2 separate regions of the Homo sapiens genome follow, and region 2 is linked to region 1. The links are chromatin loops, found by intact Hi-C in ENCODE. Cell type or tissue: B cell. All regions are shown on one strand. Links, peaks and the distances in the headings refer to the core of each region. The heading gives the core; the rest is flanking DNA. Region 1 has its middle 180 kb from the start of LINC01281. Region 2 overlaps LOC105373175 (a long non-coding RNA gene).

Region 1 (16,640 bases), core at 5,799-13,798:
ACTGAGCTAATCTCCACTGGGATCACCCTCACCAAGTGCTCAGGGTACCCTTCCCCTTTGGTGGGAGCCAACAACCCCACCAGTGCCTCTAAGTGACCTTCCCACATGCCAACTTCTGGTTATATTTTTACAGGGACAAATCAGGGCCTGACCCATGTTTAGAAATGTAACCTGAGATTCCAAAGTGTCTTCTGTTAATAAGTGTTACGTTATCTCATGCTAACTATTAGAATGGGAATATGAAGAGTTTACCAATTTTTTCCTAAGATTTGTTAGAGAAATAAAAGCATAGAAGAATTATAGTTTTCTGGACTGTATTATTATATATCAAAAGATATATATATATACACCTTACGTATATACTATATATACATCATTAGTTTGAATCATGTGAAATTTCTGATATTAAACTCTTTGATCTCTCAACCTAGTATATTATTGTTACGTTGGTAGTATCTAGACGTATTATGCTATTAGGAGAATTAAATAGATAATAATATTTTGATGTCGTGTTTGTTGCCTTTGTAGAACACTGAAAATCTTTTTTCAGGGAAGAAAAAAAAGTGAGCATTTTAAGCAGATTTCCCACTGACCAAAGTATACCTATGTGTGTATGAATGTGTGTATTTCCTTAGAAACTGAGCAGAAAACCATCCCACCTGTTTCTAAAAATTAGTCTTAATCTGACTTCCTCCTGTGCCTTGACCAATAATTGCTTTTTGAGTCTGCTTCTTTTTTTTACCACTTGTATCCTAAAAAGGGGGAAAAATCTTCCCAGGTGACATTACCATATTGCTTTGATTTTACACGTTACATTTCTGCCGATTCCCTTTAGAAAGCATTCCATTCTTTGATAGCTGGCCAGAGAAGTGAAGCAACCTGCCCAAGGTCACACAGTTAATTAGAACAATCTGGGAATATAACCTTGGGCTTTTCCACCTTTTCACCCTGCAGAGGAAGTGAGGGCTATTATCATCAGCTCCCCTCATGAAGAACAGGTTGGCTAAGTTAAATAGCAGGGCCAGGAACCAACAGCCTGGAAGGTCTGAGGGAAAAGATCATCAGCTGACAAATTATCGTGATCATTATTAATGTTATTATTCATATGCTATGTCTGCAGCAGAAAACACAGGTTTATTTAAAATGCACATAATAATTTGAGTTTGCTCCAACATTTATTTTCTGTCTAAATCATTTTTTAACTGATATGAATGCAAAGACTTCTAAAGACAAAAAAACAAGTCTTTTTAAAAATCCATAACCTTAAATTAACACCACATTTATTTACACTGCTGCTTGCAGCCCAGAACTTTCTCCTTTTTAACGCTTCAGTGACATTGGCAAGCCATATTTCCACCTCTTCTTGACTCAATTTTTATTTTTTCTAGTAACAACTGCATTGGAAGACCAAAACACAATGCATTTTGCAGAAAGAATCCGAATGGGATTTTTAGTAAGTTGGCCTGACCACTTCCCCAGCAAAAAGATGCCTCTAATTGATCTCTACGTAGAAATGGCAGCTGGTGATGATAACCACTGTGCTCTGGTGGGTAATTATTTTATCAGGACAAGCATTTCTGTCATGATAAGAGAAAAACAGCAGGACTTGGGGAGAGACACCCAGGACAGACAGACACAGATAAGACCCAGCAAGAACCTGACTGCAGGACCACAGTCACACAACCTTAAATGGAAAGTTTCTGATAACCCCTGATGGATTGGAGCCAGGTGGGGGCAGAGAGGGGATTTGGGGGGAAACTGCACGTTTGGAGGGTCAGAAAAGGCCTGCTCCCCGGACAGCCTGCACTTGCCCGGAGCTTTGTTAGGGGGCGCTGTGGGGCTGCAAGTGCTGCTTCACCACCCTACAGAACTGCTGGCTTCCCAAGGCCTATGGCGGTTAAAACCCCCATAGCTCTTTTGGCAAAGAGTAGGTGTGTCCTGGCCAGGTTCCAGTTTGGGTAATTACAGCCTGTCAACCTAAATTCCCCCCAGGATTGCAGTTAAATATGGTACCCGTCTTCACAATTAAATTTTAGCTCTAATAGGACACTAGATTGTCATGTTACGTGACAGTTAAATAGCAGCTGCATCATACCCCAGAGGTAGCTGCACTTTTGTGGTGACTACAAAGATTTCTCTGGGTGTAATAAGTGACCTGTATGGACAGAAATGTGTGTGTGTGGGAGTGGGTGGTGGGGGGTTTCTGCCAAATTGTAGTTGGTAACTATAGGACTTTGCTCATCACTAAAAATTTTTTCAAATGTTTCAGGGAAAAAAATTATGGAGAACACTTAATTACTCCAATATCATTTGCAGTTCTTTTACCTGAAAATAAAAATCAAGATGCTAGGTTGTTGCAGGACAGAGGAGGCCTCCAACTACCATCCATGTCACAGGCATCCTTGCCTTTCTCTAAAGACGTCAGGCACTCTCTCCTCCCTTCGCCTGTGTCCTTGCTTCTCCCACAGCCTGGAACACCTTTCTTTTGTTCTCTGCTTACAGAGGCTGTTTATTCCACCAAGGTCCAGCTCAAATGCCACCTCCTTCATGTTGTGGTCCACAATCCACAATTAAGCGTGTCTCCTCTTAGGACACCCATACCATGTTGCTATTATCCTTACTCAGAATTTATTTAAATGCGTCTTATAATGAGTTGTTTACACAACTGGCACAGGCACTAAACTAAAGCTCCCTGAGGGCAGGAGCACAATGCTTAATATTCCTGAAAGAGAGAAGGAAGGCAGCCTCTCTCTCCTTTCCAAGAGCATAAATAAGAATAACTGGTATTTAGGGAATGTGTACTATATGTTAATCATTTTTCTAAGCACTTGGCATGTATTGACTCATTTAAACCTCACCATCCTATAAAGCATAATTATCATTGTCCTGTTTTATAGAGGAAAATACTGAAGCACAGAGAGGTTCAATAATTTGCCAAAGGTCACACAGCCAGTACATGGTGGCACCAAGAGGGAAAGCCATGAGGCTTATCCCCAGAGCCTCATACCTTTATGCTGCTGTATAGCATAGGTTTTTAATTAAACACATCAGTATCTCAACTGCCTTTCAAGTTTCAAATCAATCCAGGTCTGCAAAAGCACAAAGCTTTTTCTAAAGGGGGAAGTGTGAGGATGGGGGAAGTTGATGGCACACAATCTACCTGTCTCCATTTTAGTTTGGCTATCCTAAATAACAAAAGGGCTGCTTTCTGAAATCCACATTCTTGTTTGTCAGTTTCCATCCTTGGGCAATTATTTCACACTGAAAATGAGAAGGTGATAATCTAAAGTATTCGCAGCCAGTCTTGCCTACAGAGGTGTGAGCAAGGAGGAAGATAGCATGTTATGATTAGAGAGGGAAGAAACAAACCCCAGTGATTGCAATGCGTAAGAAGGGGTTAGTCTCATTATTCTAATGCATAGTTTTCTGCATCCATAGAAATATTTCATTCCAACAAGTTAATTCCTTTAAGTGGCGAGCGCTGAGTGTGGCAGACACGATTATCTTCCTTAGGTTTCTTACCACTTTCTCCCCATCCGGCTGGGGGAAGGACTTCTGCAGCTCACCTCATGCAATTAGAAACAGCCCCACAGGGCAGAGGTGCAGCCTGCGTTCTGAGATACTCTTCTGCTGCTGAAATAAAAACAGCCTTTGAGAATATTCTCCTGCCAAAATCATTTTAGCATTTCACTGTCACACAGCAGGAGGCCCAGAGAGAGAGAGAGAGAGAGAGAGAGAAAGAGAGAGTGAGAGAGAAAGAGAGCGCACATCCTTTCTGCGCACAACCGGCAAGACCTCATGAGTCTTTCCTGTGTACAAGGAAATTAATTAATTTCCTTTCTTATTTTTGTAAAAAGGGGCCATAAAAACATAGTTCAAGATGTTACATTTTCATAAGGAAGAAGTCTCAATTGTAAATGAGTTCCTCATTAAGACAAGGCTGTAATTAGATTGCCCGTAGTGATGATGAATGGGGAGGTTGAAGGGTCTTCGCTTTTTTCTGGGGAAAGAAACATCCTCGAAGGCGGAGGCAAGGGCTGCCTCGGGCGGCCACTCTGGTGCCAGTGCCAAAGACTGTTCTCTCTCATGAAGCTGAAAGAAGAAAGTGTTTCTAAACCTAGGGAAGAATAACAACAGGAAAGGCAATTTAGAGGGTGAGCCAAGGTGGTTTCCTAAACAGAGGCCAGCGTGCCAACAGGGGGCGCTGTACCTCTCCCTAGCTGACTGATCCCCAGTGCTTTTTGCACAATCTCTTTCAACTTGGGTATAGTTTCTCTCTTGCAGTTACTGAAAAGAGGCGAGAACTTGGCAGTTCCTACTGCCCCTTCATAAATGCCTCATTTATTTTTATTTCTACATTCCTGTTATGGGCAGAATTGTATATTGTGTACCCCTAAGCTTCATATGCTGAAACCCTAACCCCCAGTACTTGTACCTCAGAATGTGACTGTATTTGCAGATAGGGTCTTTTTTAAAGAGGTAATTAAATTCATATGAGGCCGTTATGGTTGGCTTAATCCAAGGTTGGCAAGAGGTGTCCTTATAAGAGGAGAGGATTTGGACACACAGAGAGACACCAGGGGTGTGCATGCACAGAGGAAAGACCATGTGGGGACACAGGGAGAAGGTGGCCATCTGCAAGCCAAGGAGAGAGGCCTCAGGTGGAATCAAACCTGCTGACACCTTGATTTTGGACTTTTAGCTTCCAGAACTGTGGGAAAATGCATTTCTCTGTTTCAACCACCCAGACTGTGGTATTTCGTTATGTTAGCCCAAGCTAACTAATACGATAGCAGAGTAGTTTTTTCAAAATATGGTCTGTGGATCACTTTCATCAGAAAGTGATGAGTGGATTAAAGTACAGGTTCCCATCCTGGGATTTAAATCTCTAGGGTCCAGGAATCTGCAGTCTTTCACAAGCACCTCAGGTCATTTTGGTGCACACTGAAAATGGGAAGTTCCTGCAGCATGAATTTGCTGAGAGAAAGGTCACCTCCATGGTGATCTGAAGGAGCTGCCCGAAGGCCACACTGCCTGAAACCCCACCATTAGGAAGGCATTCTTTGAAGTTAAACATTGCCCTCTCCCTGGTGGATCTCTTTTCAGTGCAAATAGCTCCTGGACGGAGGTGACAAATTAAGTCAATAACTTTTGAGTATGAATTCATTTATCAGCTGAATTCCTGTGTGATTGGAAGGATGCCAAACCTCAGAAAAACCTGAAAGTGGGAAGGCATAGGGGGGCTGGCTGAGAGATAGTGGGGTGGTCCACACTGGAAGAAGGTGCCACCTTGACAATCTTGCTCCAGACTAGCCCCAGTGAAAGCAAGGTAGTCCCTAGATGGGCAGCTTAAAAGCACACAGTTCACTGCTCTCTGACAGGAAGAGAAACAAAGGGATGGTATCTAGGCTTTGGGGACAAGACAGCCAACTCTTGGATATCTACTGTTTTCTTGTCTGCTTCTTGGAAGCTGAGGGCAAAATCAGGCCTACTTCTTTCCCTTCCTGAGAGTTAAGTGTGTAGGGATCAGCTGAGGTGATAGAAGAGGGGTGATGGGGGTAAGGAGTGGATATACACAGGCCTGAGATGCAAAATATGTTTAACAACTGGTATGCCATAGGCATGGACCCATTAGAATAGAAGCCAGCCAGAGGCTGGAGTGGGATCCTGAATATCGTCTTTATGCAGGAGTTAACCTTTCATTCGCTGGCTTGTCTGAAGTCCTGGCCTGAAACTTTACCCGACACTCAGGGCATAGGCACAGGCCCAAATGGGTGGGATGGTGACCCAGTAGGTCTGAGGCAGCTCTTTAGTCTCTCTTTGCATTCCCATTGCTTTCATTCTTATTTATTTATTGATGTATTTACAAGGAAGGAAAAGGCATCCTCTCCACCCCTTCCCACTTTCAGGTTCAGGCCCAGTGTACTCTAAGTCAAAGCAATTCACATGTGACTGCAGCACACCTGTGTCCTCCACTTCCTGCATCTTCCAGGAGGTCTAATAGGCTGAGAGTATCAGCAAGTGGGCAAGGGCTGTACTCCTGACTGCTGACAAGTGGCCACCTTAGAGAGGGCTGCCAGAGGGCCAATGCACTAATGGCTGTCTCAGAAACCACAGCACTGAAAATAATAATGGGCTGAAACTCAGAGCCCTCTACAGGCTCCCCGCCCCCCAAATCAGAGCCTCAGGGATGTGCCAACTGCCAGGGCACAATCTAGCCCACTGGGTGCTCCACATGGAGAAACACTTTCTGGCTTCCCCTTCTTCATGGCAAAAGGTGAATCTAACATGAAGTCTGCAAACACATCGACCCAGGCTCCCAAACCCTATTCACTGAAGTAGCAGATGGTTGGAGGAGAGCAAGGACCAGCCAGGCCAGAACATTCACTGGCAAGCCACTCTTCTTTCTCAAGACAGCGTTGATTGTAATAGCAGATAGTGTTAGTGCTCCACTCAGACCCCCTTGGATCCCTGTTGATCCTTTGCGTACTCTGCCCCCTTCACTGTGCTCTTACTTCAAACACCTAGCACCTATGCTCTGCTTCGGGAGGACAGCCCCCAGACTAAAAGTAGGGAGCCACTTTGCACGCATTTGCAGGGAACTGGAAGTACCTGGGTGACTCTCCGTCATTGACTGCTGGAGGCAGATGCATGAAACCTAGCTCTTTTACCCATAGTGGGGCAATTCTGAGGCACAATTTACCCTCCAGAACTCCCCTGCAGATTGGGCTAAGGCTGCAACTCACCTGAGTGTGCCCTTGCCCAGCTTCTTCCTTTCTCTTTCCCTACTTCCCCTCCTTCTTTGCAGGTCTCCCCTGGGAGGGCTTCTTCACCATTCACTTGCTTGCAAATCCTCATCCTAGGGTCTGCTTCTGGCAACCCAGCCTAGAGTTTGCATACAAAATCCTAAGTTTTCCTCCCATTAGCATCTCATAAGCAAAAGAAATGCTCTGCTCCTATTCTCTCTCTCTCTCTAATTACCTTTACCCCACCTCCCCATAAGCCAGCTCTTCCTCCAGACCCCTCTGTTGCCTTTAGAAAGACCCACCATTTTCTTTGACACCAAATTCAGAAACATGGGTATCTTGCATTGTCTCTACTACCCAAGCATTCTTCCCTACTGCCACCCTCCTAGCTTAGGACCCTTTCCTTCTCCTCCCAGACTAATACAGCCAGCCCTCAGTATTAGGTGTCTACCTTCTACCTCCCACTGTTCCAGAATACCTTGGACACTGCTGGCAAATGGATCCTGCCCAGGTCGAATTTCTCCATCCCTCCCCCGATTACAAAGTTTTCAGTGACTTGAAAATTCTGGCTGAAGTAAGTGTATCCTTTTTGTCTGGGCATTCCAGGCTCTCCCCAACATGCCTCCAGGCTGCATCTCCAAATTTTTGAGGGCCAAAATGGGAAGCCACCACCTACACTCAGCACATTCCCTCAAAGTAAGCCTTTTTAATATGTTGAGATCATCATGGTGGTCAAGACCGTGGTGCAAAGACAATAGATGAAGAACTGTGCTAGACAAACACATTGAGGAGACACGAGTGAGACACACTGAATGAGACACATTGGGAATCAGAGAGGGTATGGAGCCATTTTTATTAATTTTCCTCTGGTTTGAGAATCTAGATTCACTTTTACTTACTCGCATTTTACAAGAGCCATATAGTGTTTTTGGTTCCTCCCCCCTAACACCTGTTTAGTTGGGTCTTTAATCAGGCTTCTGTCCAGCCCTTAGGACTTCAGGTTCTCCACTGTGCCATGCAGCAGGCACCCACCCACGGCCTTCACCTTGGGCAGGACACGTGCTCATGTTTTGGAAGTTTCATGCCTGCCACTCAATTAACCCAAATTCATAAAATCATGTATAAAATGTGTGTCCTGGCTTTTTCTTCTTCCAGGCCCCCATCTCCCAGGTTTCTAACCCTGGGCTTAACTTCTCTAGGTAGACCTTCAATCTGCCATCTCTGGTGTAGCATGGGCACAGATCTAATGCTTTCCCACCCATTCTCTACAAGAACCTGTGTTCTCCCTGTCACAAGTTTGTCTTTGGCAGCCCTGGGCAAATAACCTCTCAGCTCAGCCAAGCTCTGGAAACTTTTCCAGGGACAGTCTGTGATCTGTTTTAGTCCTCTGCCTATTCCTTTGACTATTTATAAACTCCTTGAGTGTGGTGGGCATTCAATTGTGTTGCCTAGATCCCCCTTCAAGGAAGGACTTGATGTCCAGCTCTGCAGACAGCTTCCAGTTGTCAGCCCCTTCAGAGTCTGCCTAAACGCTGAGACTGGCCTTGTCATGTCCTTTCTGGGGTGGCCCATGTCTGGTTTAGTGAGCAAGGCAGGGCTGTAGAAACCTGGCCATTTTGGTCTGGTGTTGTACCCTCTGAGGACAGTCTTTGTTCCAGAGTTTGCCTGACTGGCGGAGGCTTCGTTGGGTCTGCATCACACACAGTTCCAGGTCCTTCTTTGCAGAGTTTTTATTTCTCCCCCTTCTTTTCACAGGTGTTGATCCCCCACAGACATCTCATACCCAGAACTCTGCCTCAGCATTTGTATCTGGTGATCACAACATGTAGCTCTGGATCAAGGGGCATGGCTATGCCTCTCTGTGTCCCTTACAGCACTTACCTGTGGGGTTTGCTTTAGAAGACGACTTGCAAATGTTTGCTGATTGAATTGCTGCTAGTAATTACTAACATTGAAGGAGTAGGCCCATGTACCTGGCACCAAATGAAGCAGGTAGATCATTTTACATGAATATATCCTTCAGTCCTCAGAGAACCCCATGAGAAAAGCACCATTATTTCTCCCTTTTTCACAGATGAGGAAACTAACGCACAGAAAGTAAGCAACGACGTGAGAACATGAGCCCAGGCAGTCTGACTCCTGAACCAAAACTCCTCCCCCCCATGTTGGAGCTAAGCTCTAGATGCAGCTGACTGTTGATCACTAACAGTTAACAGGAACCATATGGTGACACGAGGCAGTGTCAGAAAGCCAAAGGGGAACTGACACAACGTTGGAGTGGTAGGCATTCATGTGGGACTGGCTGGCTCGGAAACTTTCTGAGCCTGTGTCTTCCAGCACATCTGTCTCTGTTTTCTCCTCCTAAAAATCATGTCATCATGGACTGCCTGAACTAGCAGCAAACATAGCTTAAACTCGCTGTGGTACAAAGCAGGAGTAAGCCCAGAGAGGTTAAGGAACATCCCCAAGGTCACAGAGCTCGTTGGTTTCTAGCCCTCAAGACCAGCCAGGGTTTCCACCTCATCCCACTCCATCCCCTCTCCACACCACACCTTTCCCCTTCTTCCCCTCTACATCACACCCCAAAGCTCTCTGGTAGTTAGTTGGTGGATGTTGAGGCAGGAAGGGCACCTCCAACTTGGCAAGGCCAACTGTGGAGTCAGAAATCCTCTGCCTTCTCAGTCAGGCCCTCTTGCTGATTCAACTCCATCAGCATTCCAAGCACCTCTGAAATGTAAAGGCAAGGGGATTGCAAGAAGGGTAGTTGTAAGAGTGATGCAACAGCACTACCTCATTTTTATTGCTACCTTGCCCAAGTTCTATTATTAAATTTCTCACTTCCCCTTAACATTAAAACCTAACAGCACGATGGCAAGTGGTTAAGTGCTATGAAATCAAACAAGCCTTGGTGTGCAACCCACCTTACCTCTTTCTAGCAGCGTGACCTTGAGAAATTTACTGAAATTCTTTGAGCATCAGTTCCTTCCTCTGTACAGTGAAGCAAATAATGCTCAATAGTGACTTCGTAGGGTGGGGGAGGGATAAATGAAAGAATGAATATGGAAGACAGCACAGGGCTGCTGAACACAGTAAAGCTACTGTAACTTGTAGCCATTGTTATTTTTATTAAAGATACATAAGAGATAACATATGTGGCACCCAGTAATCATTAATCCAACATCCTCAGCAGGGAAGAACAAATCAGCACATGCATTAATTAGAGTTTCTCATAACAGAAAGGATTCAGCTGATGTGTGCAGTGCCTCTCAGGAGAGAGGCAGGACCAGACTCGCCATCTCTGGATCAGAATCTATCCTAAGGCAGTCCCAGGCCACAGAATCCCTCTTCTCCAAACTCATCACTGATATTGCACCTATAACCCTCATGATTCAGGTTTCCTTAAAGTGAGGATGAAGGCAGTATGACTGAATCAACAAGAATAGGGGTGGAAGGCTGGAGTGGGAGAGATATGTGATGTTTCAATAACTTGGTGGACTGAGCTAACAAGGACCATGCTCCCACTGCAAACACAGAGAGATATCTGATAAAACATAATGAAAAAGTAAATAAGTACACAGTTTGAAAAGGAGGAAGGAAGGAAGGGAGGGAGGGAGGGAAGGAGGGAGGGAGGAAGGAAGGAAGGACGAGCAGATGGAGGGAGGGTAGGTGCAAGGGAAGGAGGGAAGGAAGGAGGGGAAGGAAAGGAGAGAGAAAAAAGGGAGAAAGGAAGAAAGGAAAAATGAAAGGAATCCCCATATTTCAAAAGGAATCATCCATTTCAATCAGCAGCATTCATTGACTTAAGGCTGAAATGATACAGCGAGTAACTAGAGAATGGGATTTCAAGTTTTGAAAGCATGACCAAAAAGGTGACAGAGCCTAGACTTCCAAAGCCCTTAGACATCACATTGCATGATGCTGTAAGATCAGGCCTCCAGCACTAGGCTACAGGGAGAAAGTCCGAAAGGAAGAAGAGCCTTTGTTGCTGGAGGAATCCCCGAGAAAGGGGATTTCTTGCTATGCTTTGTCCACCCATCCTTCCAACCCACCAGACCAAACACCAGATAAGTCTGGGGAACCCAAGTGCTCAAGGCTGTTTTTCTTATCCCATTATCTCGTTTGAGTTCACATACAATATGGGCTTGAGAATAAAATAGATCAAATCCTGGGTCTGTCACTTTCTATCTGTATAACATTGGGAGGATTATATGATTGCTGTGTGTTCATTTCTTCAACTATAAAAAAAAAAACAAAAATAAAAACAATAAACATGTCACTACCAAATATATAGAAATCCAATTCTTAATCATTCTCAATCCCTGCTGGAATAGGACACCCACACGCATGCACACAAATTCTCTCTCTCTCTTTTTCCCTGAATGTATGAGTCTGGAATCTTCTGCTTGCAAGTGACAGAGACTCATTTTAAACTAGCAAAAACGCAAACTGAGCGGGACTTATTTATTCAAGGAACTGAATTTAATGTGGTTATGTTTCTTTGGCCCCTTTCTTAGCTTGTCCTTGCTTTCTTTTCCTTGCCCTCATTCTCTCCTACTGAAAACAGCTTCATCCCTGAGCTGGGAAATTGCTTAAAGCACCTCCAGTCTCTTTGTATAACTCATCATCTCCAAGAAAATCTCAGATTATTTCAGCAAGAATATCTCAGGGAAGGTCTGTTCTGAGAGGTCTGTTTGGGGACATGTGCTGTGCTCTGAACTGATGATTCTGGCCAGGGGGATAAATTAATCTGACTGGGCAAGCCTAGCTCACCTCTTCACCCTTTACACAGGGGTCAGAGGGGAGGAGATGGAATGTCATTAGACCCAACTAAACCTTAGTTCCCCAAAGGAAAAAGGAATTACATTTTCAGAGGAAAGAGGGAAAGAGTCTCAGAAAGTAGGACTAACAGAGATACCCACTACATTCTATCTTTTGGCTACCCAGAATTCATATACATTACTTTAAAAATGTCCCCACCCCATTTAATACATCAGTCCCACATACAATAAATGTGTATTTACTCCCCTCCTAGAGGGAGAGAAGCCAAAGTCTTTTCCAGATACTAAGTTCAAATCCAAGTCTTAGATTACTGTTTCTGGGGGCAGATATGAATGTAGGTCTTTATAGCCCAGTTACCTCCATCTACATCAGGGTTTCTTAAACTTTCTGTACCATAAACTACTTGGTAGTCTAGTGATGCCTATGGATCCCTTTTCAGAATCATGTATTTAATCGAAGAAAATAAAATATGCTTGAAATATATTTCGCAAAACATTATAAAACAAATTCATGATATAGAGATGTATGTACTTCTTGATTGATGCATTAAATAGCAAGATCTAGTAGTAAATCCAGTAATACTACAATTTCAAAAGTGATGACCATGAATGGCATTATGAGATATCTACCACAAGTCTCACATGATATAAAAATATCTGCAATTCACTGGTGACCAGTACTGCTAATACCACCTCAGCCTCTTGCCTGCAATGATATTTGAAAGAAATGCTCAATTTTAGTTAGATATTAGTGAAAATGAAGAAAACTCCAAATCCAGATGGTACATTTAACCACCTAAAATATTCCCCATATAGAGTGGTGAAGGAAAATAAGGAAACTACAATATAAAGCTTCTTTGTTTTGGGAAGAGGAGAAAGGAAAATAAAATACAAGGGATTTTGGATCAAAGTCTGTGCTGTATACCTTTCAGAGGCAGTCAGCAAGACTCCATGCTCTGTGGAGTGAGAGCACAACTTATTCAGAGATGTACCCTTTGGGAGAATTTCTTTTGACCATTGGTCTTGCATGTACTTCCCTAAGGAATGTGCAAGAAACAATTCTGTTCTAGATGGTGCATCCATTTAGCAGCCCAGTGCCTGTCCACACAGCATTGGGCCTGTGGATGGCCTAGGAACTGAACTGTCATAGACACCTGATTCCCAAACTTTGGGAGATACTTTAGCAATGTAGTAAAAATCTCACTTAGAGCCTAGTCATTAGATTTCTCAACAAGAGAACTGGTTAGTAATCAAAGCCAGTGTGGGCCTTAGACCCAGGCAAGCAGGACCCTTGTTCCAATCTTTGTGCCCAAAAGGGCTCTGTATTTTGGAATTCCTTCCTAAAAATTCTTCTAAATACCCCTTTGAGGCTTGAACTAGCCCACAGGACCATCTGGGCATGGCCTCCCCTCTCCCCAGCCTGGTCCCATATGGGTCCTGGTCATTGGAAGCACCTACCTCAATATTTTCTATGTCTCCTTTCAGTGTTTGGGACCAGGGCTGGCAGTGCTTTCTACCTAGATGGAGCTTCCTGAGTCCAGATGAGGACCTATAAGAGCCCTGGTCCCTATTTTACCTCGTTGGGTCACTCTCCAATGATTGACATCTTCCCTCAATCCCCTGAGAGGGGTTGATCGGATCCTCTGAGAAAATCTGAGGCTCTTGTCTATAGGATTGCCCTGGGACTGGTTCCAGAGGGCAGTCTGGTGAGCTGATGCTTTCTGTGGGCCAGCACAGTATTTCTTTTGCAGGATCACAGAGACTGGGCTGCCAGAATGGTGCTGACACACTGACTGTGACTAACTCTCATTTACATAGGACACTGGGTGATTTCAGGACTCTGGGTTAACAACGGTTCATTGCCAAAGGGCTTGAGTGCAAGCCATGTGCCATGAGTGCCAGCCACATGTCGGTTATCATCTATCCTTGTCCTGAACTACAATGCTACATTTGTGCTGTGTGCCTCCCACAGCTGGCACACAGAATGGTCACCCCACCTCCTCCTTGGGCTTCACATCACTGGTCCCCCAGGGGTGAGCATGCCTATCTCCTCCAAGGGCTTCCTAGACTATTGCTCCATAATGTGAATAGACCCTCCTAATTGATGTCCTTTCTTGCCTCCAATCAATGTAACATCGTGCTCTTTTGGACTGGTCTCAAGCTATGCAGGACAAAGATGGACATTCCTTACCCAAATGATACTGCTCTACTCTATCTGTCCATGGGTTCCTCACCTATCTGCCTCCCTATTGGTGGTGATGTGTGCAAGGCAAGAGTGGAGGTCATCATTGAAAGAGATTACATTCTAGAAATACAATGATGACAGCCTAAAGAGATCAAGGAGAGACATGAGTGGAATATGAGTTGTTCTATAAACTATAACATTCTAAACAATATTGTGTGTGTGTGTGTGTGTGTGTCTGTTTGTGTGTGTGCCAGAGTCTTGCTCTGTCGCCTAGGCTGGAGTGCAGTGGTGCAATCTCGGCTCACCGCAACCTCCACCTCCCAGGTTCAAGTGATTCTCATGCCTCAGCCTCCCAAGTAGCTAGGATCCCAGGTGCATACCACCATGCCCAGCTAATATTTTACATTTTTAGTAAAGATGGGGTTTCACCATGTTGACCAGGCTGGTCTCGAACTTCTGACCTCAAGTGATCTGCCTGCCTTGGCCTCCCAAAGTGCTGGGATTACAGGCATGAGCCACTGCACCCAGCTTAAACAGTAATTTTGGCAAGACCACAAAGCAACTTATTTGCATTTTCTTGCATACTCACTAAGACTTACATTTGTTATCATCATCAACAAAGCACAGTTGATGACCTTTGAGAGAGTCATTGGAAGCCAGTGTTCATGGGTGGCACTACGGATGACGTGGCAACATGGATAAAGTATCCAGCTCTGAATAAATGGAATATGTGGTATGAGGGAACTGAAGAGGCAAGAAGATCTATAGAGTTACAATATAAACAGGTTCCAAAGAGCCATGGCATTGTGAGTAATAACAGCATTGCTACCTTTTTCTTGCAGTGAGTGATAAGAAATTATACAGGAATGACACATTTGGCAATAAAGAACACAAAGAGATAGTTCCTGGACCTGAACAGGAAAAGACGGTGCCAGGATACTATGAAGAATCTTCACAAGCACTGATTGAATAGTAAACAAATATGTAAGTACCTCTTCTAATCCCATCATTCTGAATTTTCATCGATAAATCAGTATACCTCACATAAGCCCACCAGTTTGGTAGCACATTTTAAAAATTAAATTGTTCATATAGATAACCCTTGCCCCTTCAAAAAAATACTTACACAGGGATCCTGCACCTAGGAGTGGCTCTAATCAAACATGGAGGTCTTGTTGAGTTATAATGCTTGAACCTAGACCCTGGCCTTATAACTTCCTTTTATTCATAATTGGTCTCAGTGTGTAGCAGGTAACCCTTTATTCTTAGTTTAACAGTTCTATTTTGGCCCCTGCATTTGGGCAATAAAAAACAACAGGCTAGTTGTGAAGCCCAAGTAATTTGTCCCTTGCTTCCAAATTCAAAGCTCCTGTTCAATTTGAGCAAATGGTTTACTACAATGAGGATAATTATTTCCTTTGTCAGGCAAAGAGTACTCATCTGGAGATATTTGGAAGCAGCCAAGGGATTCTGATTTTCCACAGATCTTTCTTGGGACTGATTTTATCCCTCACTACCTTTCCCTCCTCCCTGCCTTGGTGAACTCTAACTTTAGGTTGGGGCATAAAGTAGGACTTTTTCAGTCCCATCAAGACTCTGAGTCATGTTTCTCATATATTTGAGGTTGCTAGCCATGAAACCACCTTTGGAAAAATTATTACTGAGGAAATTATAACAGTGAGATAAATCTGACATGGTTGACTCCATCTTGTCTCTTGCCTCACAGGTTGGCTGTCTTTGCTCATTCCTGGGTGTGGGCCAAGCTAACTTTGGGAGAAATTTATAGTTTAGATCATAGCCCTTCCCAAAAAGGAAACTGCTCTTGTAAAACTAATGGAAGGCCACCAAGTAAGGATGAAAGGGGCTTGGATTCTATTAATAAATAATTACCAGCCATTATTCTAGAGGTCATAAGATTTGCAACTTCTCCAATTACTCTTGAAGATAACATCACTATTGTAGAATCTAAGGTTGGCCTTTTGAGATGTCTTTTCAGGTTTCTGCATTTCTGACAACCAGATGGCCGCACCTGGACCTGCCAACCAGTCCTGTGGCCCCCACCCAGGAAATGACTCAGCATAAGAGGACAGCTTTGACTCCCTATGATTTCATCCCCGAGCCAATCAATCAGCACTCCTGATTTACTGGCCTGCTACCCACCAAATTATCCTTAAAAACTCTGATCCTTGAGTCTTCTGGGAGACTGATTTGAGTAATAATGAAACTCTGGTCTCGTTTATAGCCAGCTCTGCGTGAATTAAACTCTTTTCTATTGCAATCCTCCTGTCTTGACAAATCAGCTCTGTCTAGGCAGTGGGCAAGGAGAAGCCATTGGGTAGTTATAGTCTCATTAGGAAGAGTCTCTCTTAGTAGAGGTATAAGCTACTCCCTATTTGCTTCCAGATGGAACAGGCTTTCTCGTAGGACCTTGAGGAAAAGCTACAAGAAGTAGTTCCAACATTCCACACTTCTAATATTTTCCTACTATGCAAAATAGTTCCAGTGTAAGTAGGCATATTGCCTGTATCTGAAGATCCAGGGGATGACAATTTAACTAGCTGCTTTGCTACCTTAAAATGAGGACTTATTTTGTTGGCACACAATAAACATTGGCAATGGCTGTCTTAAGAGGGAAAATAATATTTGTCTTGGCATGAACTGCCATAACAGAATACTGTAGACTGGGTGGCTTAAATAACAGAAATTACTTTTCTCATGGTTCTAGAGGCTGGACATCCAGAACAGCGTGCCAGCATGGTCAGATTCTGGTGAGAGCTCTCTTTCTGGCTTGTAGATCGCTGCCTTCTCTCTGAGTTTTCACATGGCCTTTCCTTGGTTCATGCACTTAAAGAGAGAGGGCTCTCACGCTCACTCTTTCTCTCTTCCTCTTCCTATAAGACCATCTGTTCTATCATATTAGAACCCTACCTT
Region 2 (16,640 bases), core at 5,102-13,101, 52 kb before region 1:
TATCACACCGTGTCTAGGGGTAGGGGGGCAGGAATCTGGGTGTGGCTTAGCTCGATCCTTTGCTTCAGTCCTTCATGAGGCTGCTATCAAGGTGTCAGCCAGGCCTGGGGTCTCATCTGAATGCTCATCCTTCCCCCTTCCCCTCGGTTCTTCTGCCATAAGGTGGGGACTTAAGGCTGGGGTATATTGCCAGTCATTTTCCTCTTCTCTCTCAGTTCCACTCTTGCCCTTCATGCCCTGCTCTGTTTCACTCAGGATTGGAAACCTACAAAAACAGTTATCCAGGTTTATTTGTCAGTTGGCTTCCAGTCAGTTTATTCTAATGGGAAGAAGTGATGGGTACTGGGAAAGTGAGAGGGAGATAAAAAGACATTTTTCTTTTTTCTATGTCTGGTGGCATCTTTGTCAGCAGTGGGTGGCTCCAGGCTCCAGTGACTTTGGTGAGTCAGAGGGGCCTCTGGAGTTTCAGTAATGGTTCTGTTCTAGCCATGTCAAATGTTCCAGCCACATCAGTGGTGAGCAGGACCTGGACTCCAGGCCCCGAACTCTGTTGTTCCAGTATAGAGGTGTCTGTGACTTCCTGCAGTTAGTTACTAATCTCTGGGTTACCTCATGTCATAGGTTGGGTTCTCTGGAAGCTGACACCAAGATAAAGTCTGGCATGCAGGATATTTATTAAGAATTATCAAATGTGGTAAGGAGTTGGAGAAAGCAGAATTGGGCAGATGGAGAGTCAAACTGTGATGCAGTTCTGGTAAAACTTTGGAGACTCCCACAGAGATATCCGGAGTGTATAGGGCCCATCAGTAATCCAGCAGTGGGCCAAAATGGCACTCCAGGAGGGTGTGGCCTTGCGCAAGGTATTGTCTGCAGCTGAGGCAGGTCCTGAAGAGGCTGACAGCTGGAGGCTGCTTGCCCACAGCACTCCCAGCAGCTGAGACAGCAGGTTCTTCCTTGAAGGTGGTTCTGGATGGAGTGTCATGATTGCCACTATACATCTCTTCCTACTGCCCATCCAACACATTTGAAACCTGTTCTTTGTATTCAGTTTCCTCTGTTTTGAAACACCTGGAGTACTTTAGGCTGTCTTGGCTGAACATTAACTTATATGAAAGGCATAGTTCTCGCTATGAAATGAGAAGGTCATGATTCAATGGCAGTTACTCCCAGACAGCAGGAGCAAACAAAAGCTCTTGCGATGGTAGAAGGAGGAGCCTCAGAAAGAGAGAGAAGGTTGAGGGGTCAGATGTCAACATGATCACTTCCCTCATACACCCACAAGGGGTCAAATATGGGGTGGGCATCAACGGAGAGAATCACAAACACTAAGAGAGCTTTGGAGGACCAGCTATGGTCCTGCAAAGATGGTAATTTTAAATCGGAAGAAAGAACAAGAGAGGAGGGAAAAAGACCCATGCCAACTGGTCAGCCCTCTTTAAGAGCTTTCCCAGATGTTCCACTCAGAGGCTGGAAAATGTGGTTTTGATTTGGACATATTGCTTCCCCAAATAAAATAGCATTCTGTTTGTCAAGAAGAAGGAGAGAATGGGTACTTGGTAGGCAATTTGCAGCCTTTGCCACAGATGGTGATAGTGAATTGACAAATTTTGAGTATATTCTTTCTGGTCAAAACTAAAAGTTGACATACTTATGGCCACCCCCCTAATTTTAAAAAAATTGTATTGGTCTATGAAACCCAAAATCCAAACTCACTACTCTTATTCATTTTGCTATACAAGCTTGGGCTAGGATACATAATACTTTTACTAAAATTAGTAAATGTGATCAACTCATCTAGGCTGAACTGCTAATGAGAAAAGACTCCAGGACATTCACCCACCACCCAGGCAGCCTTCCCTCCTGCTTCTCTCAAGTGACCATGTTTTATCTGTGGCCTTTGGAGCCCCTTCTGAAGTCCCAGAAGGAGGCCCTTAATATTGGATGTGGCAGCGATGTTAGAAAGGAAAGTGGCACAGCACCCTAGGGCTCTCTAGACTTTGGACCCATCTCCTGCCCCTGCTTGCTCTACCCTGTGCTCCAGTCATCTAATTCCTGGCATTGATCCAGCAAGCCTTATCCCCGTGCCCTTCTTTGAGCTGGACCTACTGACAGTTATATTTCTTGTCAATCACCTATGACTATGTAGGAAAATTCCTTCTATCTCTTCAGGCCCCGCTCATATTACCTCCTCTGCAAAAGTTTCTGAGATCTCTGTAGCTGGACATAACCCCTCCACTTTGAGCACCCAGAAACCCCACTGGAGGAACTTTATTAGGACAAGTATTATGTTTAATTTGTAATACGGTTGTTTGGGTATGAGCTTGATTTCTTTAAGTCAGAATCCTTATTTTATTTATCATTGTAAGACTGGAACCTAGAATAGTACTTAGTACATAGGAGATACTTAATACATGTTTGTTGAAAGAATAGACATATAATAAATGCAGAATCAATAAATGTTATCATTAATGAATGCAGGTGAATGGATAAATGTATACTATAAGAAATGGGGAAGAAAGAAAGAAAAAAATGAAAGGAAGTAAGGAAAGAAAGAAGAGAAAGGAGAGAGAAAGAGAAAGAAAAAAGAGTGAATGAATGAATGAGTGATCCTGCAGCTCATTCTGGGTAAGCCTCCACTGGCATGGGCTTTGACAGCCTCCAGGGTGGATAACTCACAGACTCAGCAGTACTTCTACCTTCTTTTTGTCAGATTTTCCCTGACAAGAACCCTCTCTTGTCATTGCCCATTATCTTTTCTATCTCTGAGTTGCCTTGTGTCCTCTTCCCCACAGATAAAGAAGGTAATTTAACTTAGCAGGCTCAGCATGACCACTGGATAAGAGCAAGCCTCAGCTGCCTGCAACTAGAGGGCAGCTGGAATGACCACCTGAGTGCAGGTATCTCCAAGGCAGACAAAGACAGGATCAGAATCCAAGAAGGTCCAGGCAGGCTGGACCTGTCATTTAATGTGAGGAAGTCTCGAATCTTCCTGCAACTGGGGCAAATGATCAGGCCATATTTCAAGGCAAAAAGAAAGATCTACCTTGGCAAAATACAAAGACTCATATTTGTTGGATTTTACACTAAAATAGCAAAATGCTGCCAACCAAGCAACCCACTAACCAAATAAGCAAACAGATAAAGCAAAGCCAAGTAAAACAATCCCTGACACCTTAACTTGGAAAAGCAGCTTTTTGTTGTTGTTGTTGTTGTTGTTAGGGTAAACCTTATCTTTTCCAAGACTGCATTTGTTTTCAGTGGGTTTCACAGAAATGTAAGGGTAAGCTACAGCTCTCTGATCCTGATAATAATTGGAATTCTCTCTCCCTCTCTCCCACTCTGCTCCTTACCCAATCCCCTGCCTCCCTCCTCTCAAGATTTTTGCTCCATCTCTCTCTTTCTCTCTGTGCACCCCACTCCCTTCCCGTCTCTCACAACTGGGTAAGGCACTAGTGCCATTTTCCCTTTCCAAGGTGTTGTCCTTTGATCAGGAAGGAAGCAGCAATCACAGCTTCCACCAAAAAGGCCCACTTTGACAGCTATGGTGTCAGTCAGGAACTACATTTCCCTCCTGTGATATCAGACCTAGGGCTATAATCAGATTGAGTATTTGGGTACAGAAGACATTTCATTTCAAAGCATTTAACAGGCATTAACTAATCCATCCTCACTGGTGAAGGAGGTGGCTTCCCGCTACCACAAAGACGTAGCTGGATTCTCAGCTCCTTAGCACACACACTGCTTCTCTTTGTGAAAGGGGGAAAAAAGGAGAGGAAAGCAAAGCAAGAATGTGTCTGCCACGTTAAATTGGTATTCCTTGTGTAAGTTTTGTTTCCTAGAAAGGCACCTCCTTATCAGATTCCAGACCTGAGTCACACATTCTTCTAGTTCAGGCATGAAATGAGCAGAGGTAATTATTTCCACCCATTTCTCCTTCCAGCTATTAGAAATGCCAAGGGGAGGAAAGTGTTTCTACATTGAAATTAATAAAACAAAAACCAAAATCTCCACCAACACTGGAATAAGGTGGTGACATGCAAATAACACAAGGCAAGAAGCAGGCTGATTGGTGCTTCTCTCCGGATATGGTGATGTCAGTAGCAGGCTGAACTCTGAGTGGCTGAGAGAAAGCCTGAAGAGAGATTATTGAGATTAAGACTCTCAGGAGATGGTGTGTGCATGTGTGTGTGTGTAAGAGGAAGTGGGAAGGTGGGTGCATGAGACCAATATCACATGTGGGTGCGCCCCAGCCCATTATTCGAAAAGCAACTGTGTTCATCCCAACAACCTTCTGCAAGAAGACAGCACAGCCTTGGGGATAAAATTGGTTTTTCTATTTTTAAAATGTTCCGCCTTGTAAATTCTCCAGGTAGCCTTCAACTGTATAAGGCTCAAGGCCACTGAGAGCTTCTAAAGTTCAGTGTATCTGAATCTTTGCCCACAAATACATTCTTTTTTCTAAAAGTTGGGGCATCGTGGTTTGATTGTCCTCAAGATCAATACTACTGATCTTAGTGTTGGCCAGGGATCTCACAGCCCTGAGCACCTCCAGCACATGCTGGAGACCTTGACTATCTGGTCACACAATGATAGGCACCACATTTCCATGAGGACATCTGGAGATGTCACCTCTGCTTTCTCATTCCCTTAGAGTCACAGAATTTTGAAGGTAGGAGAGCCAGTAGAGCTCACCCGAGGTCCAATTGCTTATCTCATAGGTGAGGAACCTGAAGCCTAGCAAAGATTAGGGGTTTTCAAGAAGACACTCAGCTAGGCCTCAGTGCACAGCTCTCTCTAGTCTACTCCCAGTCCTCCAGCTAAGAATGTGCCAGTAAAATGCACTAAATTCCAGATTCCTTTCTTCTCAGCAAAGTCAAATAAATAGCAAGCTTCTTGAGGGCACTTCAAGAAACTTCTTGGTTACTTTGCCTGCATTTGCCATATCTTCTTCTCAAAAAAGTCCCTTCTGAGTGGACAGCCAGCTCCATAACCCCATTTGCTTCCTCTCTTAAAGGGACCATAAAAGTACAACTGACCTAAGATGTGCCTATTGATGTTCTCTTTCAGGAATTGGGAATTTGGTCACAGCAACTTAAGTAAATATCTGTTATACACAAATGGCAAAAACACATGTATCAGTCAGGGATCTCTGGAAAAACAGAACTATATATATATGTGTGTGTGTATGTATATGTATGATTTGGGGGGCTGAGAAGTCCCATGATCTGATATATATATATAGAGAGAGAGAGAGAAAGAAAGAAGGAAAGAAAGAAAGAGAAAGAAAGAAAGAGAAAGAAAGAAAGAAAAACAAGGAAAGAGAGAAAGAAAGAAAGAAGAAAGAAAGAAAGAAAGAAAGAAAGAAAGAAAGAAAGAAAGAAAGAAAGAAAGAAAGAAGAAGGAGATTTGTTATGACTCATTGGCTTATATGATTTGGAGGGCTGAGAAGTCCCATGATCTGTAATCTGCAAGTTGAATGCCCAGGAAAGCCAATGGTATAGTTCCAGTCCAAGTCCAAAAGGCTGAGAACTGGAGAACCAATGGTGTGTAAGTCTCCATCCAAGTCCGAAAGTTTGAGAACCTGGAACACCAATGTCAAAGGTCAGTAGAAGATGGATGTCCCAACTCAACAAGAGACAGCAAATTTGCTCTTCCTCTGCATTTTTGTTCTATTTTAGCCTTCAATGGATTGGATGATGCCTGCCCATATTGGCAAGGGCAGATCTTTACTTGGTCTACTGATTAAAATATTAATCTCTTCCAGAAATACCCTCTCAGACACAACCAGAAATAACTGTTTCACCAGTTACCTGGGCATACTTTAGCCCAGTCAAGTTGACATGCAAAGTTAACTGTCACAACATGTAAGATCCCCTAGGGTGTTGGATTTTTCCCATGTATAAGGAGAAATAGAAAATGTCTGTCATTGAGACAGAAGGAGGCCATCATAAAATATTTAATGGCCTCATAAACAGAGGAAGTCAGGAAAAAAGTGACTCACTACCTAGTTCTCAACAGATCTTAAGTTCTGCCTCCAGTCTTCATGAGTACTGTTGCCCTTCCTGCCCTTGATTTCTGGGAAACAACCACAAATCCTTCTAATACATGCTCCTTTCTGCTTAAGGTAGTTTGCATAGATTTCTGTTACTTGCTTATAAGTCCATGCATTTTACTCATACTTTCATTGCCAACATCTAATGCAGTGCTTTCTGTATCAATTACCTATTGCTGTATAAAAAATCACTCCAAAACTTAGCAATAAAAAACAACAAAAAATTATCTCACAGTATTGTATGATCAGAAATCTGGGTATGGCTTAGCTGGGTCCTCTGGCTCAGTGTCTCTCATGAGGCTGCAATTAAGGTATCACTGGGGCTGTAGTCTCATCTCAAGACTCGATCTGGGGAGGATGTGTTTTCTTTTTTTTATTATTATTATTACACTTTAAGTTTTAGGGTACATGTGCACAATGTGCAGGTTAGTTACATATGTATACATGTGCCATGTTGGTGTGCTGCACCCATTAACTCGTCATTTAGCATTAGGTATATCTCCTAATGCTATCCCTCCCCCCTCCCCCCACCCCACAACAGTCCCCAGAGTGTGATGTTCTCCTTCCTGTGTCCATGTGTTCTCATTGTTCAATTCCCATCTATGAGTGAGAACATGTGGTGTTTGGTTTTTTGTCCTTGCGATAGTTTACTGAGAATGATGATTTCCAATTTCATCCATGTCCCTACAAAGGACATGAGCTCATCATTTTTTATGGCTGCATAGTATTCCATGGTGTATATGTGCCACATTTTCTTAATCCAGTCTATCATTGTTGGACATTTGGGTTGGTTCCAAGTCTTTGCTATAGTGAATAGTGCCGCAATAAACATACGTGTGCATGTGTCTTTATAGCAGCATGATTTATAGTCCTCTGGGTATATACCCAGTAATGGGATGGCTGGGTCAAATGGTATTTCTAGTTCTAGATCCCTGAGGAATCGCCACACTGACTTCCACAAGGGTTGAACTAGTTTACAGTCCCACCAACAGTGTAAAAGTGTTCCTATTTCTCCACAGAGGATGTGTTTTCAAGTTCACTCACATGGACCTCTTTAGTGGGTTGTCTCATGACATGGTAGCTGGCCACCTCCAGAGCCAACAACACAACAGAGTATGAGAGAAAGCACCCAGAACCGAAGCCATGGTCTTTTTATAACCTAATCTTGCAAGAGACATCTCATCACTTCTGCCATAATCTATCCATTACAAGTGAGTCACTAGGTCCAGCCTATACTCAAAGAGGAGACTATTTCACAAGGGCAGGGATGAATACTACGAGGCAGGGATCTTGGGAACAAGACTCTTAGAGACTGCCTGCTACACCTTCCTAGCTCAGATTAATATCCAGTTATAACTTTCTGAGTGCATATTTCTCATAAGCACTCTGTATTTTGGGTGCCCTTTGGTCTCTTCCTTATGTTTCTGGAGTACTAGCTGATCGAATAGAGGATACCTAAGCCAATACCTTTCTAAGAAGTACATATAATGACTGGGGAACAAACTTCTGTCATCTAGATTACAACTTCCCTGAAAGCAGGAACTATCGTTATACTTCACAATCCTATGAACATCATGGATAGTTAATAAAGATTCTATTGTTGGCTGAATGGATTTGTATGATACAGTAAAAAGAGCTCTGACCTGAATCTCCAGCACTCAAGTTGTAGATATGGCTCAGGGTTTGACTATTTTGATGTTGGGTGAATCAGGACTTTGTAGAGCCTCAGTTTTCTCCCATTAAAACAAGGAGATTAGACCAAATATTTAAGGCATACAGTAATATGGTCTAAATAATTCCTCCTCATTTAAATTTCCTTTGGGGAAGTATATCAGACACTTCTAGAGACCTTCATCACCCCCTTGGCCCACCTCCAGTTTCAGCCTCAGCTGCAATGGGCAGACTTACCTTAAGCCAAGCGTCTGTCTTCTTTCTGCCCCTGAACCTTCATTACTTATGTGAAAGTTTGCCCAGGTCATGTGCTTGTGTAGCTCAGAAATGGGAGAAAGTTAACATCCTCAGGGACAATCCTCACCAGGGTCAGACAGTGGCTAGTGAATAAATGCCCCAACCTCCTGCCCTTCCAGTGGACAATTCTACAAGGCATTCTATATGCTTTCCTGGGAAATCAGTCCCTGTTGCCCTCCATTATATTGATATTTGTTCCTACTGTGTCTTAATCCCTTCTTTTTTCTCCATTCATTCACTTTACTTCTTCACTGGGATTACCTTTGAAATAAGCTACCTTCACCCAGGACTTTGTGTCATGCTTTGCTTTCAAAAGAACCCAAACTGAGAAGAGAAACCATTTCTTTCTCCATCCAGCCTCTGCCATGAAGGCTAAACCATGAGGAAGCTTGGATCAGGAAGACAGTATATATGGCATGAGTGAAGCTTCAACTAGACCAGAAAATCCTGCTCCTTCTAGCTCTGTCTGGATGAAAGTTTCAGAGAGGGGAGTTGTCTAATTGGAGTGAAGGAAAAGCCAATGGCAGAAGTGCAGTCATTTTACTCTCTGTCTGGGACTCCAGGAGGAGCCAGCCTAGCGCTGTGTACCCGCAGTAACCTCAAGTAGCTACTGGTGAGGCAGAGAGCAAGTCGAGTTAGCATTCCTGAGCTATCCTGGGCTCCATTTGGCACACAAAAGATGCCAGAAATGCTCAAAGGCCCCTAGGGGAACAGAGATGTTGGCAAGACACAGGCAGAAGAGCTCAAAAAAGGAAAAAATTCTAGAGTCAAGTGAGTGGATTGGGCCACCTGAATGGGAGATTGAATAGAGGTCATGACCATGTCTCAGGGGACATTCAATAGCAGCAAGGGCTGAGTACGGACTGAGTCAGCAAAGAGGAAACCACAGGTTCACTAACCACAGACTTCAGCAGTTGTCAGCGTTGTGGGACATCTGTTGTGGTGGAGACATGAAGCGCCCAGGAATTGGAATGATAACACTGATAGATCCCCTTCCTCCACCACCAGAAGGATGTAGCATGTTCCCACCCCATATCCAGGTACCATCTTGGAGAGGATCAAGTAAAGGAAAGCAAACTGGAGAGAGAGACTGCTCTGGTTTGAATATTTGTCCCCTTCAAACCTCATGCTGAAACTTGATCCTCAGTGTTGGAGGTGGCGCCTAATGGGAGGTGTTGGATGGGGGTGGATCCCTCGTGAATGGCTTGGTGCCATTCTGGAAAGAGTGAGTGAGTTCTAACTATTAATTCCCTTGAGAGCTGTTTGTTAAAAGAGCTCAGCGTCTCCTTCCTCACTCTCTTGCTTTCTGTTTCACCATGTGATCTCTGAACCCATCAGCTCCCCTTTGCCTTCCACCATGAGTGGAGGCAGCTTGAGGCTCTCACCAGATACCTGATCTTGAACTTTTCCAGACATCGGAATTGTGAGCCAAATAAAAACTTTTTGTCTTTATAAATTACCCAGTGGTAGGTATTCCTTTATAGCAACACGAAACGTACTAAGACAGGGACAATTTAAAGTCAAGGAGACTGAATTTCCAAAAGAGAGTTTAAATTATTGCAGTGGACCAGGTTTACCAGATCAGAACCAAGTTTTGTACCTACTTCCAGTTCTGTGGGGTCCACTTTGTGTGTGTGAGTGCATGACTATCTGCTTTAGAAAATTTTCTTGACCATGTGATTGGAGTGTGGAGAAATATTTAAACTCCTCCTGGGTGCTGGTTGGACAGAGAGTAGGAGGGGCTCAACCACAGATAGAGGGTCTCTCAGCTGGAGCAGCTTTCCATGCTCAAGCCAAGCTCATTTGGACTGTAAATGCTACATCAGCTGCAGATCCACCTCCAAATGTCTGGTTTTACCTAGGAGGCAGAAGTCAGGGGTCTTAACACACTCAGCAAGAACTGTGGAGGGAGGATGGGAGTAGGGAGGATGGCAGCATCTGCCCCTTTCATCTCCTTGGGCAGTCTCGATTTCCCTGCCCCCATCTCAGAATATCAAGGCTCTCTGCGTCCCCCTGTCTTTCCTGGCCTCCTCTGGGACACCTTCTCTACCAAGACAGTTGCTGAGGGTTCCCCAGGGCAGGTCGAAGCATGATTTGCTTTTCAAGCTCTGCCCACTTATTGATCTCCTGTCTGAGAAATGTCAGCAGCAGCCGGGAGCTCTCCCTGCTAAGGCACTTAGCTTGGAAGCCTGTGGTATCTGCCTGCATAAACCCTCCTGCCTCCTGCCTGTCTGGCTTTAGAACTATCCCCACCCCCACCTTGGGCAAAGTCTTCTAAGACGTGATGGCAAGAATCAAACAGCAACGTGCTCTGAACACTGGGATGGGAACCAGATTTAAATTGGGCAAAAGCCGTAAGCTCAGAGCCAGTGCATTTCACTTCCTGCCATCCCTCCCCCTCTCAGCATCTTGTCGCGAGCAGGTAGGGAAGGAAATCTTCCAGAGAAGGCTGGCCAGGGGCAGGTGCTTGGCCCAGGAGTCAGAAAGTGGGGCGCTGATCCAGAAGCTGGGCGGATAAAGGCAACCCATTATTTCAACTGCCATCCCCTGGCCCTGCACCCCCACCTCCATGCAATTTAAATGCAGGATTGTGAGGAGGGGAGGGGAAGAGAAAGAGACTGTGTTTAGTGGTTAAACCTTTTAAAGTTTAAGTGCATAAACAGGGCCTTCTCCGTATCTGTCTATAGCAATTCTCATGACAGTTACAGCAAAATTACAGAAACTGGGTCGTTTATATAACCCTTTGTATTGTCAAAGCACATTAAATGTCTGCTTTCCTGCACCCTGCTGAGCTGTCTTCAGCTGTCAAATCCCCATACTGCAGCTCAACACACTGAGGGTAAAGGACTCTGGCAATGCGCACATGGGGAATACTGGACCCTCAGGTGCAGCAAATGTTTTGAAAAGGAGATTTAAATTTCCTCTGCACAGGAGTCCCATGGTTTAAAATATATTGAATTCTCTGCTTTCCAGCCAAATGCTTTGTCACCTGGCTAGTGGGCTTTTTTCCCCAAAATGAGCAAACATGACATTTGTTTTTTATTCTGGACAGGGTTGAAAGAGCTCATTCATCTATTTATTCATTTGAAAAAGATTTATTGGATGTTTTCTAAAATCCTAGCACTACAAATAGTATGCAGCAGCCACTGTTTTAAGGACGTTCTACGAATTAACTCTTTTAATCCTGATCTAAACCAGTAATGTAGGCACTATGATTATCCACATTTTATAGATGAGGAAACTGAGGTACAGGGAGGTTTAGTGGATGCAGATGTCCCTTCAGGACCGAGGCACTTATTCCCCCAGCTTCTGGGAGTGTTGGCATGAGGACAGTTCACATTGACTGTCCCTTCAGAAAACATCCTTAAGGTCACACCCCTTCTTGGGGGCAACCCACATTCAGTGACAGGGTTATGCAGGGGTATAAAGGCTCATTGCCTCACTTGGATGCTGGACAACTCAGTGAGGCTACCCCAGCTCCAGAGGTCCCAGAGATTCAACTGAGGTCTCCTTTGTGACCACACCGCAGTAGCTCAACTCCTTCCTTGACCCAGCCCTGCCTTCTTCACTCACCCACTGTTGCTGATTCCAAGGGCACTCCTCAATAAACCTCTTGCACTCACATCTCCATGTCCACCTCCATCTCACAGTGTGCTTCCTTGTGATCCCACCAGATGTAAGAGGATAAGTAACATAACATTTGTCAAGGTCACAGGCTCATGGCCAGTGGATGTCATTTTAACCTTCTTACTTACCTACCACTATCTCATTTACTGAGAAGCTTCACTCTTCCCATCATGGGGCCTAGGACTATATCCATATTCTTTGACTCATTTAATCCTCCAGCCTCAGAGGTATCACTACCCCCATTTTACATATAGGGTACCTGAGGCTTGAGATGGTAAGTAAGGGGTTGGGGCTTCAGTAGGACTTGAGCCAGGATGTGTCAGACTCCAAAGCCCTGGCTTTTTTGGCAGCTCCAGCCCTAGCCCCAGCCATCCATCCACTGTTCATGGGAACGAACAGTGCAGCAGTTTGCAATAATGCTTCTATCTCACAGAGATCTTTCAACTTTCGGAGAGGGATGGAAAGGAAGATATCATCATCTTAATTTTATCAGTGAGAAAATTTAAGCCCAGGGAAGTTCAAAGGACTTACTCTGTCTGTTGGTAACACAGCAGAGAGTGGCACCGAGCTATCCAATTTCTGATGTCTTGCAATTGTCCCTGCTAATGCTTCCCAGCCAAAACTTTAGGTTGAGAGCAGGGCAGGATGCTCTTCTATATGAGACTTTGCCCCTGCCCAGGAAGTGGGGCTATCCATACCTTCACTCTGCCTCTCTGCCTGGACTCCAAGACTCTAGGATTTCGAGAATCTGGGCAGTTGTATCAGCCCCATCAATGCCATTACAATCTTCCCCTTAATAAAGTCCTTGTACACATGGCTCCTCTGCCAGGGCTAAGACTCACTGTAACCTTGTGAATCAGGTAGGGTGGGATTTATATTCCCTATTTCACAGATGAGAATAATGAGACACAGGCTAAGGGTCATAATCACCACCTGGGCCATGGAAGAACTAGGACTTGAACGCAGGACTTTCATTACAAGTCCAGTGCTCTTTCCACCCTGCCCTGCCCTAATTGATCTCCTCAAAGCCACTTCCTTTCCTTGGTTCCCTTCCTGTTGTGCACATATATATCAGGAAGTTAATTCCTGGAGGAAGCAGGGAGACCAATTGAAAGATATCTCATGTGGTGTGATTTGTGGAGCTCTGGGAAGCTCCCCCCTTTCACCCCTAACATCTAAAATTTTCCAGTATTGTCAGTCCTGAGAGCTAATCATTGCCTTTTCCCTAGAACCTTCTTTTGACATGCAAAAGCCAACTGGAACTCCTCTACACTGCTAATGGGAATGTAAAATGATAAAAACAACTTTGGAAAAGTTAGGTAGTTTCTTAAAAAGTTAAACATATGCTTATCATTCCACTCCTAGGAGTTTGCCCAAGAGAAATCATATGTACAAAGACTTGTAGATGAATTCTCAGAACAGCATTATTTGTAACATTCCAAGCCTGGAAATAACTCAAATGTCCATCAATAGGTGAATGTACAAACCAATGATGGTATATCCATATTTTTGAGCAATATAAAATAATAGACTATCAACACATGCAACAATGTGGGTGAATTTCAAAAACATGTTTAACAAAAGGAGCCAGACACAGAAGGATTCCACCTACAGGAAGTTGTAGAACAGGCAAAACTTATCTATGGTGATAGAGGTCAGAATAGTGGTTGTTTTGGTGGGGGGAGGAGGAGGTTTCGACTGGAAAGGAGCACAGGGAATTTTCTAGGGAGATGGAAATTTTCTATATCTTGGTGAGGTAGTGGTTGCATGGGTGTATACAATTGTCATCAAACTATACACTTAAAATGGGTACATTTTGTTGTATGTTAATTATACATCTATAAAACCAATTAGAAGATAGGTCATTGACACCGTAGATGTGATATTTTTAACCTGGGGCTCCAGTAGTCTCTGGTATCCATAAAACTATATTCACTATAGTGAGTCTTAGGTATGTTTTACAGAAAAAGGGCTCGAATTTTCCTCAGGTTCTACTTCTACAATAGTGTCTACAACTCATTTAACACAGATACATAAGAAACAAAGCACCTCAAATAACCATTCTGTGTTACAAATCCAGCAGACAGTTTCTTTCACAGAGCTCTGCAGCCTTTTGGGGCTAGATTCCTGGGGACACAGGGACATGGTGAAAAAGGGAAAGGTTTCAGAAGGAAATACAGGCCAATCTCATATTGTGGATGAGAAGAAAGGGCTGAGGTCCAGTTCTGAGACTGAAGAATCACCAGGTACTTAACCTTGTCTGCCAGTAAGATGGCAGAGAAGCCACAATTGCTCAGGTGTCTGTGACTTATACAGGTTTGAAATCACAATCTTGTCATGCTTGTTTAAACCACCACGATGCAGTGAAATATTTCTGTGCTGTCAGATGTGGGAGGGAACTGTGGACAACATCAGACACACCTCATTCCCTTGGGAACTGGGAAGCTTGGAAAATTCTGTCCTGGCAACAGCCTCCTTAAAACAATCATCTCAGCCCTCCAGACTTAAGCTGGGATGAGGATTGAGTTTTGTTGGAGCAGCACCTGGTGTAGGAAAGCACGTGAGTGTGCCTGTGTGTGCACGTGCACACACCAGCAAGAGCTGGGGCGGCCATTTGCAAGATATTTCAGAAACTAGCAGCACTTGGGAAGTTGAAATGCTGAAACCTGTGAATCAATCCAAGTACAAAGCTCTCAGTTTCTAATTTGGTACCTGTTTCCAACACCTTGCAAAGAGTCAATCTGTGCAGAACCTCACGCTTTTGGCATTTCTGATACTCAATTCTAGGAGGATGCAGTAACAGCAGGTGTCTAAGCCACTGATTTCTTGCAGAAGATCTTACACCATCAATGACATCGAATTTGCTCTTGTAAAAATACTCAGGAACTTTTTGTAGTCCACATTTGGAAGCACTCAATAAAACACGAAAACCTCTGTCTTCTATAGCCTATGGTTAAAGCAGGCCCAGGGAATACTTTTACTCATTCTTTTAACATATATTTATCAAGCATCTAGTATGTGTCAGGCCCTGATCATACAGCAGGAAACATGACAGAGGAAAAAAAAACCGAAACACTTGCCCTCATGGAGTTCATATTCTAGAGAATTAATGAGTAAGTACATTATATAATATGTTAGATAATATGGTAGGAGAAAAGTAATGCAGAGAAAGGCAAAGACGAGGTTGCAGATTTAGGTTAGGTGGTCATGGAAAGTCTCACTAAAAAGAAAACAGGTGAGGGAGCCTGCTTTATGAATAGCTGGAAAGACAGTCCCAAGGAGCAAGATGGCCAGTGCAAAGGCCATGAAGTAGGAATATTCTGGGGTATTAGGGGAACAGCAAAGAGGCCAATGTGGCCAGAACCAAATGAGCAAGGGAGACTAGAAGTATGAGATGAAACTAGCGAGGCCAGATTGTGAAGGTCTCGGTAGGCCATTATAAGACTTGGGTCTTCAGTCTGAGTGAGATGGAGGGTTCTGAGCAAAGGGATTTACTTGAGCTTAGGTTTTAAAGGATCACTCTGGCTGATGTGCCAAGAATAGACTACATTACAAGGGCAGAAGCAGGGTGACTGCAATTTGGAACATTTTAATTTTCATGTACCTAGCATGTATTCAAGTGAAGTGTTGAGTTTTGATTTGGATGTGCAATTCTGGAGTCAAAGGGGGAAGACTGGGCTAGAGGTAAAAATGTGGGAGATATTAGTGTATGTATTCTGTTTAAGGTAATGAGACTAGATTGAATCACTAAAATTGTGATTGGTGATTGAGAATGGAAGGACCAAGAACTCAGACCTAGGTTGCTTCAACATTAAATGGTTAAGATAATTTCTTAAGAAAATCCCTTCAGTGTGTTTTTTTTTTCCTTGAAAACAAAAACAGCCAGATCGAAACATGCAAAATTATCTTCAGATGACAGTAAGGTGACACTTATTTTCAAGTTTACCTAGGCTACAGAGAAAAAAGGAGCCATGGAATAGTGGTCTGAGAGATGTTTGAGAACCCCAATCTGGTATCTATGAATGGAAGGACTTATGGATTGATTGTATTATATGATAATTAATTCTTCTCTTTTTCTATTTAGCTGCCAAAGACCTCCACTGATATCACTGCTTATGGACCAGTTGTGTAGCATCTGTAATGGGGATAAAATAACCCTCATTTCTGAGATTCCTGACACCATAGGATGGCTCTGTTTTATCTAGAGATGCCAGCACATCTTTGCTTTAGAATGTTCTCCTACTTCATTGTGTCACTCTCCAACCAAAAAGTTCTCGAAATTTTATTTCCAGTCACCCTCAAACTGCATATGCATGGTTCTGATCCTAATTAGCATACCAAAGACTTTGAGAACTGAACTAAGACATAGATCACTGCCCAGATCCCAGACAGGCCACTGGATGGTCCACACCCAAGACAAATCTGAAGTGCACTACAGAGCCTTAGAAAACTGAACTGACATAGGAACCATAACCCAAAGAAGGGGGATGGTAATTTGCAGCCTTATCCTAACTAGATCAAGTGCCTGCTAAAACAAAAATATCAATATCCTCCATAAAATTTAATCAAGACCCAGGGTCTTATAGTATAATACTCAAAATATTCAGGAAACAACTTCAAATTACTCAGCATAAAAAGAACCACAAAAATTTCAACTTACATGTGAAAAGACAATCAACGGATGCCAATGATGAATTGAAGCACTTGTTGGAATTATCAGATAAATATTTCAAAGCAGATACTTAAAAATTGTTCGAGTAAGCAATTGCAAACACTCTTGGAACAAATCCTAAAACAGAAAGTCTCAGTAAAGAAATAGAAGCTATGAAGAAGAACCAATGGAAGTTTCAAAACTGAAAAATAAAATAATTGAAATTTAAAAACTTACAGGATGGACTCAATAAGAGAGCAAAAAGTCTGTGAATGTGGAGATAGATCAATAGAAACTATACAATCTGAATAATAGAGAACAGGCTGAAAAAAATGAATAGGA

The links. A loop is a pair of places that touch in the nucleus more often than their neighbours do. Peaks named below come from ENCODE experiments on the same cell type or tissue, not always from the same donor. Only the 100,000 strongest peaks of a DNase experiment are listed, where the experiment ranks them.
Region 2: it touches region 1 in a loop (19-fold over the local background); 3 of 110 quality-filtered maps call a loop at or near these places.

The regions. Positions count from the first base shown.
Region 1 is chrX:39,137,493-39,154,132 of GRCh38, reverse strand. No RefSeq gene overlaps it. Among named protein-coding and RNA genes, the nearest start is that of LINC01281, 180 kb to the left of the region's middle. In B cell, for the core only: no CTCF peak of the experiment used is centred there; DNase peaks (open chromatin) are centred at 8,972 and 9,642; H3K4me3 peaks cover 953 bases; H3K27ac peaks cover 2,320 bases.
Region 2 is chrX:39,189,005-39,205,644 of GRCh38, reverse strand. It overlaps LOC105373175 (a long non-coding RNA gene), which reads left to right. Exons shown (of 3, transcript XR_007068217.1): 3 at 15,732-16,640. Among named protein-coding and RNA genes, the nearest start is that of LINC01281, 130 kb to the left of the region's middle. In B cell, for the core only: no CTCF peak of the experiment used is centred there; DNase peaks (open chromatin) are centred at 8,884 and 9,284; H3K27me3 peaks cover 334 bases.